Regions from separate parts of the Homo sapiens genome. Here region 2 is linked to region 1. A link is an interaction called in ENCODE POLR2A ChIA-PET data of the cell type or tissue named here. Cell type or tissue: A673. All regions are shown on one strand. Links, peaks and the distances in the headings refer to the core of each region. The heading gives the core; the rest is flanking DNA.

What was found. ChIA-PET counts read pairs that join two places held together with the same protein. Peaks named below come from ENCODE experiments on the same cell type or tissue, not always from the same donor. Only the 100,000 strongest peaks of a DNase experiment are listed, where the experiment ranks them.
Region 2: POLR2A ChIA-PET joins it to region 1 with 22 read pairs; 2 of 35 experiments call an interaction of 5 or more read pairs at or near these places.

Annotation. Positions count from the first base shown.
Region 1 is chr19:14,357,908-14,367,904 of GRCh38, forward strand. It overlaps LINC01841 (long intergenic non-protein coding RNA 1841), which reads right to left and starts at 6,083. Exons shown (of 4, transcript NR_134908.1): 1 at 5,965-6,083. RefSeq lists an enhancer at 8,710-9,004 and a silencer at 8,867-8,956. In A673, for the core only: a CTCF peak has its summit at 3,998 (motif pointing right); DNase peaks (open chromatin) are centred at 4,014, 5,514, 5,864 and 8,854; H3K27ac peaks cover 966 bases.
Region 2 is chr19:13,866,458-13,876,454 of GRCh38, forward strand. It overlaps MIR181C (microRNA 181c), which reads left to right and starts at 8,242; the gene lies at 8,242-8,351. MIR181D (microRNA 181d) reads left to right here and starts at 8,418; the gene lies at 8,418-8,554. It also overlaps a transcript of NANOS3 not described here. RefSeq lists a silencer at 6,378-6,517. In A673, for the core only: a CTCF peak has its summit at 6,344; a DNase peak (open chromatin) is centred at 6,624; H3K27ac peaks cover 595 bases.

The sequences.
Region 1 (9,997 bases), core at 1,069-9,068:
TACAGAAATGCAAATTAAAACCACAAGGAGATACCACTTCATACATCTATTAGAAGAGCTAAGATTTATTTTTTATTTTTGAGATGGAGTCTCACTCTGTCACCCAGGCTGGAGTGCAGTGGTGCAATCATAGCTCACTGCAGCCTCGACTTCCTGGGTCAAGCGATCCTCCCACTTTAGCCTCCCAAGTCACCAGGACTACAAGTGGACACCGCCACGCCTGGCTAAGTTGTGTTTTGGGGTTTCTTTTTTTTGAGACAGGGTCTATTTCTGTCGCACAGGCTGGAGTGCAATGGTGCCATCATAGCTCACTGCAGCCTTGAACTCCTGGGCTCAAGCGATCCTTCCACCTCAGCCTCCCAAGTAGCTGGGAACCACAGGCATGCACCACTCTGCCTGATTAATTTTTTGTTTGTTTGAGACATTCTCGTTCTGTTGCCCAGCTGGAATTCAGTGGCACGATCTCAGCTCACTGTAACCTCCGCCTCCTGGGTTCAAGTGATCCTCCTGCCTCAGCCTACAGAGTAGCTGGGATTACAGGCATGTACCACCACACCCAGCTATTTTTTTTTTTTTTTTTTTTGTATTTTTAATAGAGACTAGGTTTTGCCATGTTGGTCAGGCTGGTTGTGAACTCCTGGCCTTAAGTGATGCGCCCATCTCAGCCTCCCAAGATGCTGAGAATTTTTTTGTATTTTTTATAGAGACGGAGTTTTGCCACGTTGCCTAAGCTGGTCTCAAACTTCTGAGCTCAAGTGATCCTCCTCCCTCAGCCTTCCAAAGTGTTGGGATTACAGGCATGAGCCACTGTGCCTGGCCTCAGGTGAACTCTTTTTTTTTTTTTTTTTTTGAGACGGAGTTTTGCTCTTGTTGCCCAGGCTGGAGTGGAGTGCAGTGGCATGATCTCTGCTCACGGCAACCTCCGCCTCCCGGGTTCAAGCGATTCTCCTGCCTCAGCCTCCTGAGTAGCTGGGACTACAGGCGTGCACCACCACGCCTGGCTAATTTTGTACTTTTAGTAGAGACAGGGTTTCTCCACGTTGGTCAGGCTGGTCTTGAACTCCCGACCTCAGGTTATCCGCCCGCCTTGGCCTCCCAGAGCATTGGGATTACAGGCATGAGCCACCGCACCTGGCCCCAAGTAAACTCTTTAAATCATCTTTTATGCTTCAGCTTCTTCCTTTTTTTTTTTTTTTTTTTTTTTTTTTTGAGACAGAGTCTCACTCTGTCGCCCAGGCTGGAGTGTGGAGTGCAGTGGTGCGATCTCGGCTCACTGCAACCTCCGCCTCCCGGGTTCACACCATTCTCCTGCCTCAGCCTCCTGAGTAGCTGGGACTACAGGCGCCCACCACCACGCCCAGCTCATTTTTTGTATTTTTAGTAGAGACGGGGTTTCACATGTTAGCCAGGATGGTCTCGATCTCCTGACCTCGTGATCCGCCCGCCTCGGCCTCCCAAAGTGCTGGGATTACAGGGTTGAGCCACCGCACCCAGCCCAGCCTCTTTTATGTTGACAAATTCAAGTGTCCATCAACAGATGAATGGACAAACAACTGTGGTCCTCCCATGCAAGGAAACACTGGTTAGCAATAGAAAGCAACAAACTGTTGATAAACACAGCAACATGGATAAACCTCAAAAATATGCCGAGTGGAAGAAGCCAGACCCACAATATTACATATTGTACAATTCCATTTATATGAAATTTCTAGAAAAGGCAGAGCTCTAGAGACAGAAAGCAGATTAGTGATTACCTGGAGCTGAGGCTGGGAGTGCGGATGGATTGCTAATGTGGGGATTTGGGGGGAAATCAAAGTGTTCTCAAATGCTGTATTGTAGTAATACTTGCACAGCTAGGTGAGTTTACTAAAAGTCATCTAACTGTAGGTTTGTAATGGGCGAATTATAGGCTATATAAGTTATTCCTCAATAAGGCTATAAAAATGTTGCCCTAGGCCAGGCGTGGTGGCTCATGCCTGTAATCCCAGCACTTTGGGAGGCCGAGGTGGGCGGATCACAAGGTCAGGAGATCAAGACCATCCTGGCTAACACGGCGAAACCCCGTCTCTACTAAAAATACAAAAAATTAGCTGGGCGTGGTGGCGGTCGTCTGTAGTCCCAGGTACTTGGGAGGCTGAGGCAGGAGAATGACAGGAACCCTGGAGGCAGAGCTTGCAGTGAGCTGAGATCACGCCACTGCACTCCAGCCTGGGTGACAGAGCAAGACCCCATCTCAAAAAAAAAAAAAAATGTTGCCCTAAAAATTCGGCTATGGGCTTGTCACCATCCGATCTATTGACTCAACAAGTCCCTACAGTCCCCAACCCTTTTCTGAGCTCTGGAGGCACAGCAGGAAATAAAATAGACAAATATCCTGGGGCTGACATTCTCAGGGGGAGACAGAGAGGGAGCAAGATCAAGAACTAAAATCTAGCAGGGTGGGCCGGGCGCGGTGCTCACACCTGTAATCCCAGCACTTTGGGAGGCTGAGGCAGGCAGATCACTTGAGCTCAGTTCATAACCAGCCTGGCCAACATGGGGAAACCCCATCTCTACTAAAAAAAAAACAAAAATTAGCTGAGCGTGGTGGCGCATGCCTGTAATCCCAGCTACTCGGGAGGCTGAGGCAGGAGAATTGCTTGAACCCGGGAGGCAGAGGTTGCAGTGAGCCAAGATTGTGCCACTGCACTTGTCTGGGTGATAGAGTGAGACTCCATCTCAAAATAAAAAAAAAAAAAAAAAGAAAGAAAAAAAGTCCAGCAGGGTGGTCAGGCACGGTGACTCAGGCCTATAATCTCAGCACTTTGGGAAGCTGAGGCAGGAAGATCGCTTGAGACCAGGAGTTTGTGACCAGTCTGGGCAACATAGCAAGACCCCTATCTCTACAAAAAATAAAATAAACAAAATTAGTCAAGTGTGGTGGTGCACACTTGTAGTCCCAGCTACTCAGGAGGCTGAGGCAGAAGGATCACTTGAACCCAGGAGGTTGAGGCTGCAGTGAGCTGAGATTGCACCACTGCACTCCAGCCTGGGTAACAGAGTGAAACCCTGTCTCAAAATGTTCAGCACTGTCCTGGTCTGTAGATAGAAACCAAAACAAACAAATAAATTTATGTATTCATTTAATTAAATAAACCAAATTAGCCTGGCATGGTAGTGCAGACCTGTAGTCCCAGCTACTCAGGAGGGTGAGGCAGGAGGATTGCTTGAGCCCAGGAGCTGGAGGCTGCAGTGAGCTATGATCGCACCACTGCACCCCAGCCTGAGCGACAGAGCAAGACCCTGTTTCAAAATAAAAAGAAAAAAGAGAAATAAAGAACTAATATATACATCTCTTTAAAAGCAAACGAACAAAAGACTTGGGCCAAGCATGGTGGCTCACACCTGTAATCCCAGGACTTTGGGAGGCCAAGGCGTGCAGATCATCTGAGGTCAGGAGTTTGAGACCAGCCTGGCCAACGTGGTGAAACCTTGTCTCCACTAAAAATACAAAAATTACAACCGGGCGCGGTGGCTCACGCCTGTAATCCCAGCACTTTGGGAGGCCGAGGCAGGCGGATCACGAGGTCAGGAGATCGAGACCATCCTGGCTAACACGATGAAACCCTGTCTCTACTAAAAATACAAAAAATGAGCTGGGCGTGGTGGCGGGTGCCTGTAGTCCCAGCTACTAGGGAGGCTGAGGCAGGAGAGTGGCGTGAACCTGGGAGGCGAAGCTTGCAGTGAGCCGAGATCGCACCACTGCACTCTGGCCTGGGCAACAGAGCAAGACTCTGTCTCAAAAAAAAAAAAAAATACAAAAATTACCTGAGTGTGGTGGTGCGTGCCTGTAATCCCAGCTACTCAGGAGGCTGAGGCAGGAGAATCACTTGAACCCGAGAGGCGGAGGCTGCAGCCAGCTGAGATTGTGCCACTGCACTCCAGCCTGGGTGACAGAATGAGACTCTGTCTCAAAAAAAAAAAAAAAAAGACCTGAAGGGGGCGAGAGAAAGCCATGTGGGGATCTGGAGGAGGAGGTGGTGCTGCAAGTGAGAGTGAGCTGCCGTGCAAAGCCCCTAAGGTAGGAGCATGCCCAAAACGGCGAGGAAGCTGGCCTGGCTGAAGGGAATGAGCAAAGGGGAGAGAAGGAGGAGGTGAGGGCAGATAAGTGCTGAGCAGATCCTGCAGGGCCCTGTGGGCCACAAGAAGGAATTTGGCTTTTGCACTGAGTGAGGTGGGAGCCCTGGAGGGTCCTTGAGCAGAGGAGGGACGTGCCCTGACAGAAAAGCATGGAGCGGGCGAGCAAGGGCAGGAGCCAGGAGACCAGGGCAGAGGAGTCTGCACTGGGCCAAGGGGGAGTTGATGGGGCCGGACCAGGTAGGGGCTGTGGAGGAGGTGAAAAGTGAGTAGATGCTGGATAGATTTTGAAAATAGAGCTCTCGGGATTTGCTGATACAATAGAGAGAGAGAGAAAGGGACAGGGGCAGAGATAGAGGCCAGGCATGGTGGCTCATGCCTGTAATCCCAGTACTTTGTGGGGCAGAGGCAGGAGGGTCACTGAAGCCTAGGAGTTCAAGACCAGCCTGGGCAACAAAGTGAGACCGGGGAAGGAGAAGGAAGGAAGGAAGGAAGGGAGGGAGGGAGGGAGGGAGGGAGGGAGGGAGGGAGGGAGGGGAGGAAGGAGAAAGAAAGGGAGGAGAGATAGAGATAGAGGAAAGAAAGAAAGAAGGAAGGAGAAGAAAGAGGGAAGGAAGGAAGGAAGGAAGGAAGAAATGGAGGGAGGGAGGGAAGGAAGGAAGGAGAAAGAAAGGGAGGAGAGACAGAGATAGATGAAAGAAAGAAGGAAGGAGAAGAAAGAAAGAGAGGGAAGGAAGGAAGGAAGGAAGGAAGGAGAGACAGAGAACGAAGAAAGAGAAGAAAGAAGGAAACAGAAAGAGAGAACAAAATAAAACAGAGACAGAGACATGGAGGACTCCAAGTATTTTGCCCCAAGAATCTGGGCCAAAAGAAAGGAAACAAGGTGGCCGGGCGCGGTGGCTCCCGCCTGTAATCCCAGCACTTTGGGAGGCCGAGGCGGGCGGATCACGAGGTCAGGAGATTGAGACCATCCTGGCTAACACGGTGAAACCCCGTCTCTACTAAAAATACAAAAAATTAGCCGGGCGTGGTGGGGGGCGCCTGTAGCCCCAGCTACTCGGGAGGCTGAGGCAGGAGAATGGCGTGAACCTGGGAGGCAGAGCTTGCAGTGAGCCGAGATCGCGCCACTGCACTCCAGCCTGGGTGACAGAGCAAGACTCCGTCTCAAAAAAAAAAGAAAAAAGAAAAAAAAGGAAGGAACAAGGCTCAGAGAGGTCCAAGGAGTTGCCCTGGCGGTCCGGGGCCACAGTGGCCTTCATCCCCAGCTGAGATGTGTCCCCAGTCTAAGGCCACTCAGAGCCAGGCACCTTCTCCGGCTGCCTCCCAATCCCCGCCCCCCGCTTCCGTCCCAGCACCCTCACCCCGCCCCCGGGCCCCTTTGTCCTCCTCTTCGTCTTATTTCCAGAATTTCTCCTCCCTAGGGAATCCAGTCCATGTGCTTTTGATTCCTTTGTCCTGAACTCATGCGGCATGAGCACCCCTGAAGCCTTATGTGGAAAAATTTGGAGGCTGGGGGTGGGGAGGGGGTCACATTCCTCCCGGGGGTACAGAGCTACGTCGGCATCTCCAGGGCCCCCCAGCAGCAAGCAGGCATCCTCCCAGGCCAGGCCAGACCGGACGCTGCCCAACACAGGCTTTCTTTGGGGCTTGGCCGGCGCCCGACTACAGCCCCGGCTCCAGCTGCCCTGCCTGTCCCCCGCCCCCACGCCTCCCGTCCCAACCTCCCACACGTTTCCTCCTAGAAGCCCAGACCCGTGGGACTTGGCCTCCCCCGCGCCTTCCCTCTCTACTCAGCTCTGCAGCTCCTGTAGGCCTCCTCCCCGGGTGATCACAGAAGGACCAGCTCACCTTAGCGGGACAGGCAGGGCATGGGCGTGGCCAGAGCCTCGGGCAGGCATCCCAGGCTCCCTGGTGTCTCTCTCATCCGCTGGCCTCTGTGCCCTCTTCTCTTCCCCACCCCCGCTCGTGGCCCCTCCTGCCTCTCCATCGCAAAGTCCCCAGAGGAGTCTCCTTAATCACTTGCTTTTGACTGAATCCTGACCACCTGGACCCTGATCTAGCTACTGAGGAGATAAAGTAACCAACACTTAAAAGCTAACCTTCAGGCATTCTGGGAGGCTGAGACTGACGGATCACTTGAGGTCAGGAGTTCAAGACCAGCCTGGCCAACAAGATGAAACCTCGTCTCTACTAAAAATACAAAAAAATTAGCTGGCGTAGTGGCGGATGCCTGTAATCCCAGCTACTGCGGAGGCTGAGGCAGGAGAATCGCTTGAACTTGGGAGGTGGAGATTGCAGTGAGCTGAGATCGTGCCACTGCACTCCAGCCTGGGCAACAAAGCAAGACTCCGTCTCAAAAAATAAAAATTAGCTGGGTGTGGGGCCGGGCTTGGTGGCTCAAGCCTGTAATCCCAGCACTTTGGGAGGCCGAGGCAGGCGGATCACCTGAGGTCAGAAGTTCAAGACCAGCCTGGCCAACATGGTGAAACCCCGTCTCTACTAAAAATACAAAAAAAAATTAGCCAGGCGTGGTGGCGCATGCCTGTAATTCCAGCTACTCGGGAGGCTGAGGCAGGAGAATCAGTTGAACCTGGGAGGCAGACGTTGCAGTGAGCCGAGATCATGCCACTGCACTCCAGCCTGGGTGACAGAGCGACACCCTGTCTTAAAAGAAAAAAAATAGCTGGCTGTGGTGGCATGTGACTGTAGTCCCAGCCACAAGGGAGGCTGAGGTGGGAGGATTGCTTGAGCCCGGGAGTTCAAGGCTGCAGTAAGCTATGACTGCACTGCTGCACTCCACCCTGGCTGAGACCTTGACTCAGCAACAATGAAAAAGTGACAGGGCCAGGACTTGACCCCTGACCATTTTGTTCTACAGCCTTTCATGGGAAAGACAGATGAGTTTTCGACCTTCCAGAGCCTTTGATCCAGAGGAGAGAGGCAGGAAATAGCAAATGGATAAGAATATGCCATTCGGTGACTAGGGCAATGGAGATTGCAAAAGATGGTGGCTGGGAAATGGGGCTTGTGTCGGGGGTCCCTGAGACCACCCTCAGGGTCAATAATTTGCTGAGATTGATAGATCCCAGAAAAGTGGTGTTACTCCCAGTTATGGTTTATTACAGTGAAAGTTACAGATGAAAATCAGCAAAGAGGCCAGGCTTGGTGGCTCATGCCTGTAACCCCAGCACTTTGGGAGGCCCAGACAGGCAGATCATTTGAGGTCATGAGTTCAAGACCAGCCTGACCAACATGGTGAAACCCCATCTCTACTAAAAATACAAAAATTAGCCAGGTGTGGCAGGGGGCTCCTGTAATCCCAGCTACTTGGGAGGCTGAGACAGGAGGATCACCTGGACCTGGGAGGCAGAGGTTGTAGCGAGCCGAGATCCTGCCATTGCACTCCAGTCTAAGCAACAAGAGCAAAACTCCATCTCGAAAAAAAAAAAAAAACTAGGAATACTAGAGGAGAGGAGGTGAGGCAGACAGGCTCCAAGACTCCTCCATGATTCCCACCTCCTGATGTCTGCACTCTGTGTGATCCCTCGAGTGTGAGCTGGACCCAATAACTTGCTTCTAACAATAGACTAGGACAATGTATGCCAGGAGCAGTGGCTCACGCCCATAATCTCAGCACTTTGGGAGGCTGAGACAGAGGGATCACTTGAGCCCAGGAGTTCAAGACCAGTCTGGGCAACATAGCAAGACCCCATCTCTATAAAAATTCAAGCATTAGCTGGGTGTGGTGGTGCACACCTGTAGTCCCAGCTACTCGGGAGGCTGAGGTGGGAGGATTGCTTGTGCTCAGGAGGTCAATGCTGCAGTGAGCTATGATTGTGCCACTGCACTCCAGCCTGGGTGACAGAGTGAGACCTTGTCTCTCTCATATATGTGTATATATATATACATATATTTTTTTTTTGAGATGGAGTCTCATTCTGTTGCCCAGGCTGGAGTGCAGTGCAGTGGTATGATCTCTACTCACTCCAACCTCCGCCTCCTGGGTTCAAGCGATTCTCGTGCGTCAGCCTTCCAAGTAGCTGGAATTACAGGTGTGCAGTATCACGACCTGCTAATTTTTTGTACTTTTAGCAGAGATGGGGTTTCACCATGTTGGCCAGGCTGGTCTCGAACTCCTGGTCTCAAGCAATCCACCTGCATCGGCTTCCCAAAGTGTTGGGATTACAGGTGTGAGCCACCGCGCCTGACCTATGTGTATATATATACATATCTATAGATAGATAGATAGATAGATAGATAGATAGATAGATAGATAGATTTAATGTTACCATTTTATTCATCATGGTTTTGCATTAATCTTGACTTTTACAAAATATCACAATAAAATAATATTTATGAGTTCAGGACAAAGTTCTTGAGTTCTTTGACACCCCCTGAAATTTTGTTCCCAAGTCAAGCATCCACCTTGCCTCTCATTCCAGCCCTACAGCTTAATGATATGAGACCATCGTCATGCACAAGACAGGACTGGATGAGTGACATCTACAGATTCTGCTGCCACACTGGACTCAAGGCAGGTTCAGTTCTGCTGCAGTAACAAGCCAGGGAAAAAAATGAGCCAGGCATGGTGGCACACACCTGTAGTCCCAGCTACTTTAAGCCCCAAATCTCAGGAGCTTAAAACATCAGAGGTTTCACTTTTCACTCAGCCAGCATCTGGCATGTTGCCCGTTGCCAAGGCAGAAGAAAAAGAACATATAGCATGCTCTGCAGCAGCTCTTAAAGCCTCTGCCCAGAAGTGACACAAGTCAAACCTGCTCACATGCCATTGGTCAGAGCAAGTCACGTGGCCACACAAGTGGGTGGAGCAATGCCTTCCTACCTTGTACCTGGAGGGAGAAAGAGCTGGAATATTGGTGAATCGCTCAGTGATCATAGCAGTGTCCCTGGGTGAGGTCCAGAGGGCAGCTGTATGTCTGGAGGTAGACAGGGAGGTCCAGGTGGAGACATGTAAGAGGCTTTGGGATATAATTGGTATTGACTTCTTGGAGGGCCTGATCACCCCCTACTATGGAGGACACATGGGGGTCACCTGCCAGGACCCACAGGATGGGAATCCTGCCCCAGTCTCCTCTGAGACTGGATTTTTTTTTTTTTTTGATTTTTTTTTTGAGACAGGATCTCGCCGAAGTACAGTGGTGCAACCATATAGTTCGCTGCAGCCTCAACCTCTTGGGCTCAAGCAATCCTCCTGCCTCAGCCTCCCGAGTAGCTGGGACCAGAGTCATGTGCCATCAGGCCTGGGTAATTTTTAAACTTTTTTTGTAGAGATGGGGGTGCGGGTCTCGCTATGTTGCCCTAGCTGGTCTTGAACTCCTGGCCTTAAGCGATCCTCCTGCCTCGTCCTGCCAAAGCGAGCCACCGTGCCTGTCCTTCAGCCTGGATAAAATTTGTGGTGAAATACACATGACATGAAATGTTCTATCTTAACCATTTTAAGTGTACAGTTCAGTTACATTAAGAAAATTGTCAGGCCGGGCGTGGGGGCTCATGCCTGTAATCCCAGCACTTTGGGAGGCTGAGATGGACAGATCACTTGAAGTCAGAAGTTCAAGACCAGCCTGACCAATATGGTGAAACCCCGTCTGTCCTAAAAATACAAAAATTGGCCAGGCACGGTGGTGTGAACCTGTAGTCCCAGCTACTGGGAGGCTGAGACAAGAGAATCACTTGAACCCAGGAGACAGAGGTTGCAGAGAGCCAAGATTGAGCCACTGTACTCCGGCCTGGGCAACAGAGTGAGACTCAGTCTCAAAAAGAAAAGAAAATTCTCAGTTGGGCACAGTGGCTCACACGTGTAATCCCAGCACTTTGGGAGGCTGAGGTGGGCAGATCATCTGAGATCAGGAGTTTGAGACCA
Region 2 (9,997 bases), core at 1,643-9,642, 490 kb before region 1:
ACGCTATACACAGACATACAGCACCCCGATTAATACGCAGTCGAAAGTGATGCTGACACACACATACAGTCCCCACAATAACACTGCCACGTGTGTAGACACGTCACCCACAAGGGCTCGGACATCCAGGGATAGTGCCCATTGAAAGGCTGTCACACAGAAATGGAGCCACCAACGAAGGCAGCTACAACATAGACACAGCCTTTCGCATAACACTGACACACAGAAGTGGGTGTTCACCCACAGCATGTCACTCAGGGTAGCAATGACAAACGCAGATCCCTAAAGCCCATCAGTCAGGCACACACAGACTCCGACTCCATCGTTCACAATACCTGGGACACACACAGACATCCATGTGTCCTCCCAACCAAGTTCACACCTGCACACTCACAGTCACCCACAGTCACCCCCACCACACACACACACATACACACACACACAGACGGTACAAGGCCTGCAGAAACACATCTGACAGCAGGTCACACATAATCTTTTTTATTTTTATTTACTTATTTATTTTGAGATGGAGTCTCTCTTGGCTGCCCAGGTTGGAATGCCGTGGCACGATCTCCCGGATTCAAGCAATTCTCTTGCCTCAGCCTCCTGAGTAGCTGGGATTACAGGCGCGTGCCACCACACCAGGCTAATTTTTGTATTTTTAGTAGAGATGGGGTTTCACCATGTTGGCCAGGCTGGTCTTGAACTCCTGACCTCAGGGGATCCGCTGGCTTCAGCCTCCCAAAGTGCTGGGATTACAGGTGTGAACCGCCGCACCCGGCCACAGTTTCCTTTTTATTTTTTTGAGACAGGGTCTCACTCTGCTGCCTAGGCTGGAGTGCAGTGGCACGATCTAGGCTCACTGCAATCTAGGCTCACTGCAATCTAGGCCCATCTCCTGGGCTCAAGCAATCCTCCCACCTCAGCTTCCCGAGTAGCTGGGAGAACAGGTGCGCACCACCACACCTGGGTAATTTTTGTATTTTTTGTAGAGATGGAGTTTTGCCGGTTGCCCAGGCTCGTCTCAAACTCGTTGAGCTCTAGCTATCCACCCACCTCGGCTTCCCAGAGCGCCGAGCCACCATGCCTGGCCCAAATTTTTGTTTGTTTGTTTTGTTTTTTGAGACAGGGTCTGGCTCTGTCACCCAGACTGGAGTTCAGTGGCACGATCATAGCTCACAGCAGCCTCAAACTCTCAGACTCAAATGATCCTCCCACATTAGCCTCCCGAGTAGCAGGTCTCAGTAATCTTGATATACACACACATACAGACCACCCCCGCCCAAGAACACAACTGCACACATGGACACACAGTTGTTCACAGTAAAATGGATCCTCTTAGCCACCCACAAAGACACTGTCACCCACAAAGATATATGAGCACGAACCCAGTGGCCATATGCCCATCGTCACCTACCCTGAGACTTGTTTAGGCACTCAGACACCTGCACATCTACAATAATACTGACATACACACAGACACAGTAACACATGCATACACACTGGCATGCATAGACTCACGGGGAAATGACACACAGGCAGGCAGAAATCCTGTCATCTGGATGCCCACAAACCCAATAATATTTTTTTTTTTTTGGAGACAGAGTCTTGCTCTGTCACCCAGGCTGGAGTGCTCTGTCACCCAGGCTGGAGTGCAGTGACACAATCTCAGCTCACTGCAATCTCCAACTCCCAGGTTCAAGCGATTCTCCTGCCTCAGCCTCTCGAGTAGCTGGGATTACAGGCGCCCGCTACCATGCCTGGCTAATTTTTGTATTTTTAATAGAGACAGAGTTTCACAATGTTGTCCAGGCTAGTCTTGAACTCCTGATCTCAGGTGATCCACCCACCTCGGTCTCCCAAAGTGCCGAGATTACAGGTGTGAGCCAGTGCGTCCGGCCCCAATACTCATTTATTGAGCATCTGTTATGTACCCAGCACTGTTCTAGCACTGGGGATGCAGCTGTGAACAAGAGGGAAATCTGAACGAGCACAGTGGTTCACGCCTGTAATCTCAGCACTTTGGGAGGCCGAGGTGGCAGGATCACTTGAGATGAGGAGTTTAAAAAACATATTAGCTGGGCGTGGTGGTGTGCGCCTATAGTCTCAGGTACTAGGGAGGCTGAGGCGGGAGGATCGCTTTGAGCCCAGGAGTTTGAGATTGCAGTGAGCTATGATGGCACCACTGCACTCTAGCCTGGGTGACAGCGAGACCTAGTCTCTTTTAAAAAAAAAAAAAAGAATGAAATCCCTGTCTTCCCACACCTGACATTTTAGTGGGGAATGGGATGGGGGGGACACCATGACTGGATGATACAGACTCCAGTCACTCATAGTGACACCAGCAGACACCAGACACCCACGCACACTGGCTCACATGTCGACCTGGAATTACACACAATTAGCCTGATATACACCCACAGCAATGCTGACATCCACACACAAACAGAAGCCCACAGGAACTTACACACACACGCACACACACAGCTGGTGGAGAGACAGCCACCTGCTATAGCACACTCCCACCTGGACTTACAGACACCCACAGAACCCCCCAAAATACCTCAGCAAAGTAGCTTGGACCTGAAGCCCCTATTTATAGACCCATAGAAACATCCTACAAGAGTTCTTGAGACGGAGCCCACCCTGACCCCAAACCCAGGGTCACCCAGCACCATAAGCCTCAGTAGAAGTGTCTGAATTTCCCTTATTAAAAAATTTTTTTAATTTGTTTTTTGTAGAGATGAGGTCTCACTGCGTTGCCCAGGCTGATCTTGAACTCCTGGGCTCAAGTGATCCTCCTGCCTCGGCCTCCCAAAGCGTTGGGACTACGGGCATGAGCCACCGTGCCCGGCCTGAATTCTCCTTCAGCTTGGCCCCTCCATAGCCCCCAATCCCATTCCTGGAGAAGCCAGAACCTTCTCGCCTTCCCCAGCCCTGGCCTCACATCTGGCAGGCCTGGGAAGGAAGCTGGGCTCCTAGCCCACCCACCGCCCACGGGCTGGGTGGGACAGAGGAGCCCCTTGTCTGAGGACCCCTGGCATGAAAGACTCCCGCAGCTGGAAAGGAAGTGGGGGAGGTGGCCTGCGGAGGGTGGGGTGGGAACCTCAGAGCCCACGCAGGTATCACTGAAACGAGACACCCCTGCTTGCCAGTCTAGACAGCCTGGGCCATCACCGTGACCCCACGGAGACCCCCACAGGGCTCTTGGTGTCGCTGGAACCCCCATAATGGGCTCTTTGTCTGCCAGGTCCTGACGACCTCCCCCACCCCGTGTCCCCCTTCCAGGCCCAAGTACACACACACACACACGCACGCACACACACACACACACGCACACACATACAGTTACATACAACACACAGACACACAGGAGCATATATATAGGTACTCATGCGTGAACATACAGAGACACCCCCAACCCCCATGCACCAAGGCTCAGGGTTGAGATCGAGAGGAGACAGCTTGCCACCTCCCACCCTGAGGGACTTCACAGTCAAGACTTCAAGAATCACGGGCAGGACACACGGGCCGCCAGACACCCCTGGGAGCTTGGAGACCTGGCCTTCTAGCCATGCCCACCTTGTTCTTCAACTATTTTTTTTTTTTTGAGACAGGGTCTCACTCCTGTAGCCTGGGCTGGAGTGCAGTGGCGTGACTGCGTCTCACTCACTGCAGCCTCGACTTCCCTGGCTTCCGTCAGCCTCGACTTCCCTGGCTTGCGTGATCCTCCCACCTCAGCCTCCCAAATAGCTGGGACTACAGGCGCACACCACCACACCCGGCTAAGTTTTTCTATTTTTAGTTGAGCCAGGGTTTCACCATGTTGCTCAGGCTGGTCTTGAACTCCTGTGCTCAGTCAGTCTTCCTGCTTTGGCCTCCCAAAGCAGTGGGATGACGGGCATGAGCCACCCGGCGCCCAGCCTTGTTCTTCAGCTTGACGGTAGAGCTGCCTCCATCCATCCATCCATCCATCACTTGCTCACCTGCCTCTGCTAGGACTTCTCACCTCCGACTCTGATCCCCCGACTTGTGCCAGCTGCCCTGCACCTTCCTGGTGCTATGTGTGGGGGGGTGGGGGCAAGGCCCTGGGATAGCGTGGCTTTTTTTTTTTTTTTTTTTTTTTTTGAGACGGAGTCTCACTCTGTCACTCAGGCTGGAGTGCAGTGGCTCAATCTCGGCTCACTGCAATCTCTGCCTCCCAGGTTCAAGCAATTCTCGTGCCTCAGCCTCCCAAGTAGCTGGGACTACAGGTGTGCGCCACCATGCCTGGCTACTTTTTTTTTGTTTGTTTGTATTTTTAGTAGAGATGGGGTTTCACCATGTTGGTTAGGCTGGTCTCGAACTCCTGACCTCAACTGATCTGCCCGCCTCGGCCTCCCAAAGTGCTGGGATTACAGGAATGAGCCACCGTGCCCGGCTCATAACGTGGCTTTTAGAGGGCCGTCCCCCACACCCCACTTATCCCCAGCTCCCCTGCCCAGAAAGACCCTCCCAGCTGCACTGGGGTCAGGTGAGGGGTCCCAGGAACTAAGGATAAAGAAGAAGCAAAATGAAGGCCCTGAAAGACACCCCTACCCCCCATGCACTGAGGCTCAGGGTCACAAGCAGGAGGAGACAGCTTGTCACCTCCCACTCTGAGGGACTTCAAAGTCAAACCAGCAGACAGCTGCAACCAGACAAGCAGGGCAGGGCTGCAGACTCCCTCAGGGGACAGGAGGGGACAGGTATCACGGTCACCAGTCACAGACAGGAGATGGAGATGGGGGGTAAACAGCTAGACACATACAGGCAGATCCAGACAGTTTGAGGCAGGTGCACGGGCTGGGCAGGAGACCCAGATGGAGAACAGATGTGTGAGGGGCATAGTCCGACCCAGACAGACGACCCTGGGATGACCAAGAGACAGGTGGACCCAGATGGACACTGAGGGCCAGAAGCCTGCACGGACCACAGGCAAAGAAGAGAGATAGTCAGACCCAGGATTGGGGCTGCCGGCCTCCTGTCGCCCCAGCCCCAGCTTCCTGGCCTTCAAGACCAGACCCCTCTTCCACTGTGGTCTTGTGTCTTGTCTTAGGGAGAAACCTTACAGGGAACAACCTCCTTGGCAGTTCAAGGCCAAAGCCCTCAGAGGGAGGAGTGGGAGGCAGAAAGGACACACAGGAGGTGTCTGGGGAACCCCCTCCAACATAGCCAGAATGTCTCCTGCCTGATGACCCCCCGCCCCCAACATTAAAGCTGTTCACAGTCATCAAGAAGAAAGATTCCTGTGGGACGAGGTGGCTCATGCCTGTAATCCCAGAACTTTGGGAGGCCCAGGAGTTCGCGACCAGCCTGGGCAACATAGTGAGATCTCATCTCTACAAAACTTTTTTTTATTTGTTTGTTTTTGTTTTAAGTTAGCCAGGCCAGGCACCTGTGATCCCAGCTACTTGGGAAGCTAAGGTGGGAGGATTGGTTGGGGCTGGGAGGTCGAGGCTGCAGTGAGCTGTGATTGCGCCACTGCACTCCAGCCTGGGCAACAGAGCGAGACCCCGTCTCAAAACAAAACAAAACAAAACAACAACAGCAACAAAAAAGAGAATAAAGATTTTTCTTTTTTAAAGAAACGGGGTTTTAAAGAACCACTGCTGGGTGCCGTGGTTCATGCCTGTAATCCCAGCACTTTGGGAGGCCCAGGAGTTGGAGACCAACCTGGCCAACATAGTGAAACCCTGTCTCTACTCAAAATACAAAAATTAGCTGGCCATAGTGGCAGGTGCCTGTAGTCCCAGCTACTCAGGAGGCTGAGGCAGGAGAACTGCTTGAACCCAGGAGGTGGAAATTGCAGTGGGCAGAGATCGCGCCACTGCACTCCAGCCTGGGTGACAGAGCAAGACTCCATCTCAAAAAAAAAAAAAAAAAGAGAGAGAGAGAGAGATGGGGGTCTCACTGTGTTTTCCAGGCTAGTCTCAACTTCTGGGCTCCAGCCATCCTCCTGCCTCCCAACTAGCTGGGACTACAGACAAGAACCAAGCTTTTGAGGAATCTTGAGAGTTCTGGACTAACAGAGCCACTTACCTTCCCAGTCCACAAAATGGGTATATCCTGCTCACAGCGTGATGAATGTAGCGTTATCATCAGTAATGTAATTATTAACACCTGTGCTCCCAACTCACTCTCCTTCCCAAGTCCTAGGCGTTCTCCTCCTTAGAATGATGATCCACAAGGCAGGGGACCGGCCACCTCCCTCGGAAGGGCCTGGACACCTGGGGTGGAGGTGGCGGATAAAGAGAAGCCGATCAGGCCCCCCCACTCCACAGCCTGAATGGGAGGATCTGCTGGACGTGGCGGATGAGCTGCGAGAGAGGGCGCCCCACTCCAGCTCCAGACAGAGGGGTGGGAACGTGACCCCGACCCGGGGCGGGTGAGAGGGCGGGCTCTGGGGAAAGGGCTCTAGAAGGTGCCGGGAGGCGGGAGGGGGGCTTCGGGAGGGCGAGTTAGCCGGGATCGGGCTTGAGGGGCCCTACGAAATTCGGTTTGGGGGCGTGCCCGGTCGGGGCGGACCTTAGTGGGGGGTTGGGCTTCGTGGGGGCAGGACGCAGTCCCGGGGCGTCTATAGAGCAGGCTTTTGTGGAGGGCTCTAAGGGGGCGGGCCCTAAGGGAGCTGGGCTCTTTGAGGACTGGCTTAGGGGTTTGGCGGTGGGCTCCGTGGGAGTCTATATGGGCGGGTTTTAGAGGGAGTGTGTTCTGGGGAACAGGTCAAAAGCGACGGGGCTCTAAGGGGCAGGGCCTGGGCTGGGGCCTTGGCTGGTGGCTCCAGACTGTGGGTGGGGCTCTCGGGGGCGGGGCTCTCGGGGGCGCGTCCTCGGGGGCTCGGCCGGGTTCCGTTGCCACCACCGTGAGGGGTGTGGTGGGGGGGTGGTTCACGCAGCTCGGCACACTTGGGGGTCCCTCATCTACCTTGGGGTTATGCCAGGCGGTTATTTTGGGCCTCAGTATTCCCCTCGGTGAAATGCCAGGGGCCAGGAAATTACTTATTTTTTTGCGACGACGGGGTCTCGTCCTGTGACCCAGGCTGGAATACAGTGGCGCGATCACGGCTCACTGCAGCCTCGAGCCTCGAACTCTTGGGGTCCAAGCGATCCTCCCATCTCAGCCTCCTAAGTAGCTAAGACTACAGGCTCACTACACCACACCCAGCTAATTTTTTTGTAGGGACAGGTATCTCGCTATGTTGCTCAGGTTGGTCTCCATCTCCTGGGCTCAAAAGATCCTCCCGCCTCAGCCTCCCAAAATACTGAATTACAGGCCTGAGCCGCAGCACCCGGCCATGCCGGGTGCACCTTCCTAGGCCGTCCGCAGACCCAGGTCAGGGGCGAAGGCGCGCTCGCCCATCCCTGGTCGTCACTGCTTGGCTTGCGGGGGGTGGGAGATAGGGGTGCGTACCTGTAGGCCTGGGGGCACCCGGGGCGGGGGGGTGGTCGCCGAACTCTGTGCGATCACTGGAGGAAGGGACTGGGGGTCATTTGAGGGATGAGGAAATGGAGAGGGGGCGCCGCAGCCGGTTTTGAGGCCCAAGGGGCAGCCCCCACGTGGCTGCGCGGACTCCCTCCGGAAGTGCCCGAGTTCAGATGCTGTGTGACCGCGCACGCGGGGCGAGCGGCGCCCTCTCTGAACCTCCTGCCTCTCCCCTGTCTAGTGGGGCCCCAGTGCACTTGTAAAGTGGAGAGACCTGACGACCCCCCACCCCCAAGCGCTCCACTCACGCTGTTGTGATTCCTAAACCATCGTGCCCGGAACTCAGTGAAGCTCCCAGAACGTATTACATTGTATTAAAATGGCTTGTTTATCTCCACGTTGCATCAATGCCCTCGGGGCCAGGATCCTCCGTTGCCAGACTTCCCGGGAACACTTGGAATGCCTCCTCCACCTCGGACTAGCAGTGGCCTTTGGCCTCAGTCTCCCCAGTTGACAAAGGGGGGTAATCTGCACCTCCAGGATCACTTTGTGAATTACTTAAGGAGCGGGCTTGAGGCCAGCACTCCCCTGCACTGCTACATCTCCATCCCCATAGCAAAGGCTACATTTTATTTACTAGCATTTATATTTGCCTTGTGTTTTTCCCAGATCTAGGTGCAAACAGCACCTGAAAAGCGTTTGTTTATTTCATGAGAGAAAAGGGGTTCCTTACTCTCTCCTCCTCTCCCTCTTCATGCTCTCTGGTTCCCTGCCACCTACCCCACCCCCGACTCCAGGTCCCGGAAAATTTGCCAAGGGTTTGGGGGAACATTCAACCTGTCGGTGAGTTTGGGCAGCTCAGGCAAACCATCGACCGTTGAGTGGACCCTGAGGCCTGGAATTGCCATCCTCCTGCCGGTGACTCTGACCTTCCAGATCTAGGGGGGCCTGGGGAGCCCCCAATCCAGCCTGGGCACGTCCCCTCCCCTAGGCCACAGCCGAGGTCACAATCAACATTCATTGTTGTCGGTGGGTTGTGAGGACTGAGGCCAGACCCACCGGGGGATGAATGTCACTGTGGCTGGGCCAGACACGGCTTAAGGGGAATGGGGACTGGGGACAGGACCCCCCACCGCCACAGTCACTCAGCCTGTTTTTTGCCCTGACCCCAACCACTCCTCTTTGGAGAGGAGAGCTGGTGTCTGGAATCTGGATGGGCTCTGGCTGGATTTGGGACTAAATATTAGAGGGTTGGGGGTAAACAGGCTGGGGCAGGGCAGCTAAAATCCCCTTTTTTTTTTTTTTTTAAGACAGAGTCTCACTCTGTTGCCTAGGCTGGAGTGCAGTGGCCCAATCTCAGCTCACTGCAACCTCTGCCTCCAGGGTTTGAGTGATTCTCTGGCCTCAGCCTCCCAAGTAGCTGGGATTACAGGCATCTGCCACCACAGTGGGCTAATTTTTGTATTTTTAGTAGAGACGAGATTTCACTGTGTTGGCCAGGCTGGTCTCAAACTCCTGACCTCAAGTAATCCTCCCCCCTCGGCCTCCCAAAGTGCTGGGATTACAGGCATGAGCCACTTTGCCTGGCCTAAAACCCCTTTCTGAAATGTGGGTGGTAAGTTCTGCTCCGTGGAGTGCTCCATAGTTTTGTTTTTTAAATTAGAGACAGGATCTCGCTCTTGTCACCCAGGCTGGAGTGCAATGGTGTGACCTTAGCTCACTGCAGCCTCTAATAACTGGAGTCAAGCGTTGATCCTCCCGCCTCAGCCTCCCCAGTAGCCGGAACCACGGGCACGCACCACCACACCTAGCTTATTTCGAAAAAGTGTTTTTGTAGGAACAGGGTCTCAAAACGTTGCCCAGGCTGGTCTCCAACTCCTAGGTTCAAGCAATCCTCCTCGGCCTCTCAAAATGAGCCACAGTGCCTGGCCAATAAAAGTTTCTTAAATGAATGGATGGGTGGATGAGCTGTGTAAGCGGCACAGCGTCTCTCCTCTGTGTCCAAGTCCTGAGCACACCCTCCCCTCCTGGGACTGAGCTGAGATCTCATCTCGGGGAGGACACTGAAGACCTGTAGGTACTAGGGGTCCCCTCCTAACAGCCCAACTTGCTATCCCCCACCTCCCAACTCCAGAGGGTTCTTTCTCACCCCTCTGCAGCCCCCGCCAGGAAAGGGCTCCCTCCCCAGCACCTAGCCTCAGGGGGCCCCAGTAACTAGAAGAAGGAGGCAGATGTGGTGCTTTTTGTTGTTGTTGTTTTGAGACAGAGTCTTACTCTGTTTCCCAGGCTGGAGTGCAGTGGCTTGATCTTGGCTCACCGCAACCTCTGCCTCCTGGGTTCAAGCAATTCTTCTGCCTCAGCCTCCTGAGTAGCTGGGATCACAGGCACCCGCCACCATGCCCAGCTAATTTTGTGTGTGTGTGTGTGTGTGTGTGTATTTTTAGTAGAGACAGGGTTTCACCATGTTAGCCAGGCTGGTCTCGAACTCTTGACCTCAGGTGATCCGCCTGTCTTGGCCTCCCAAACTGTTGGGATGACAGGCATGAGCCACCACTCC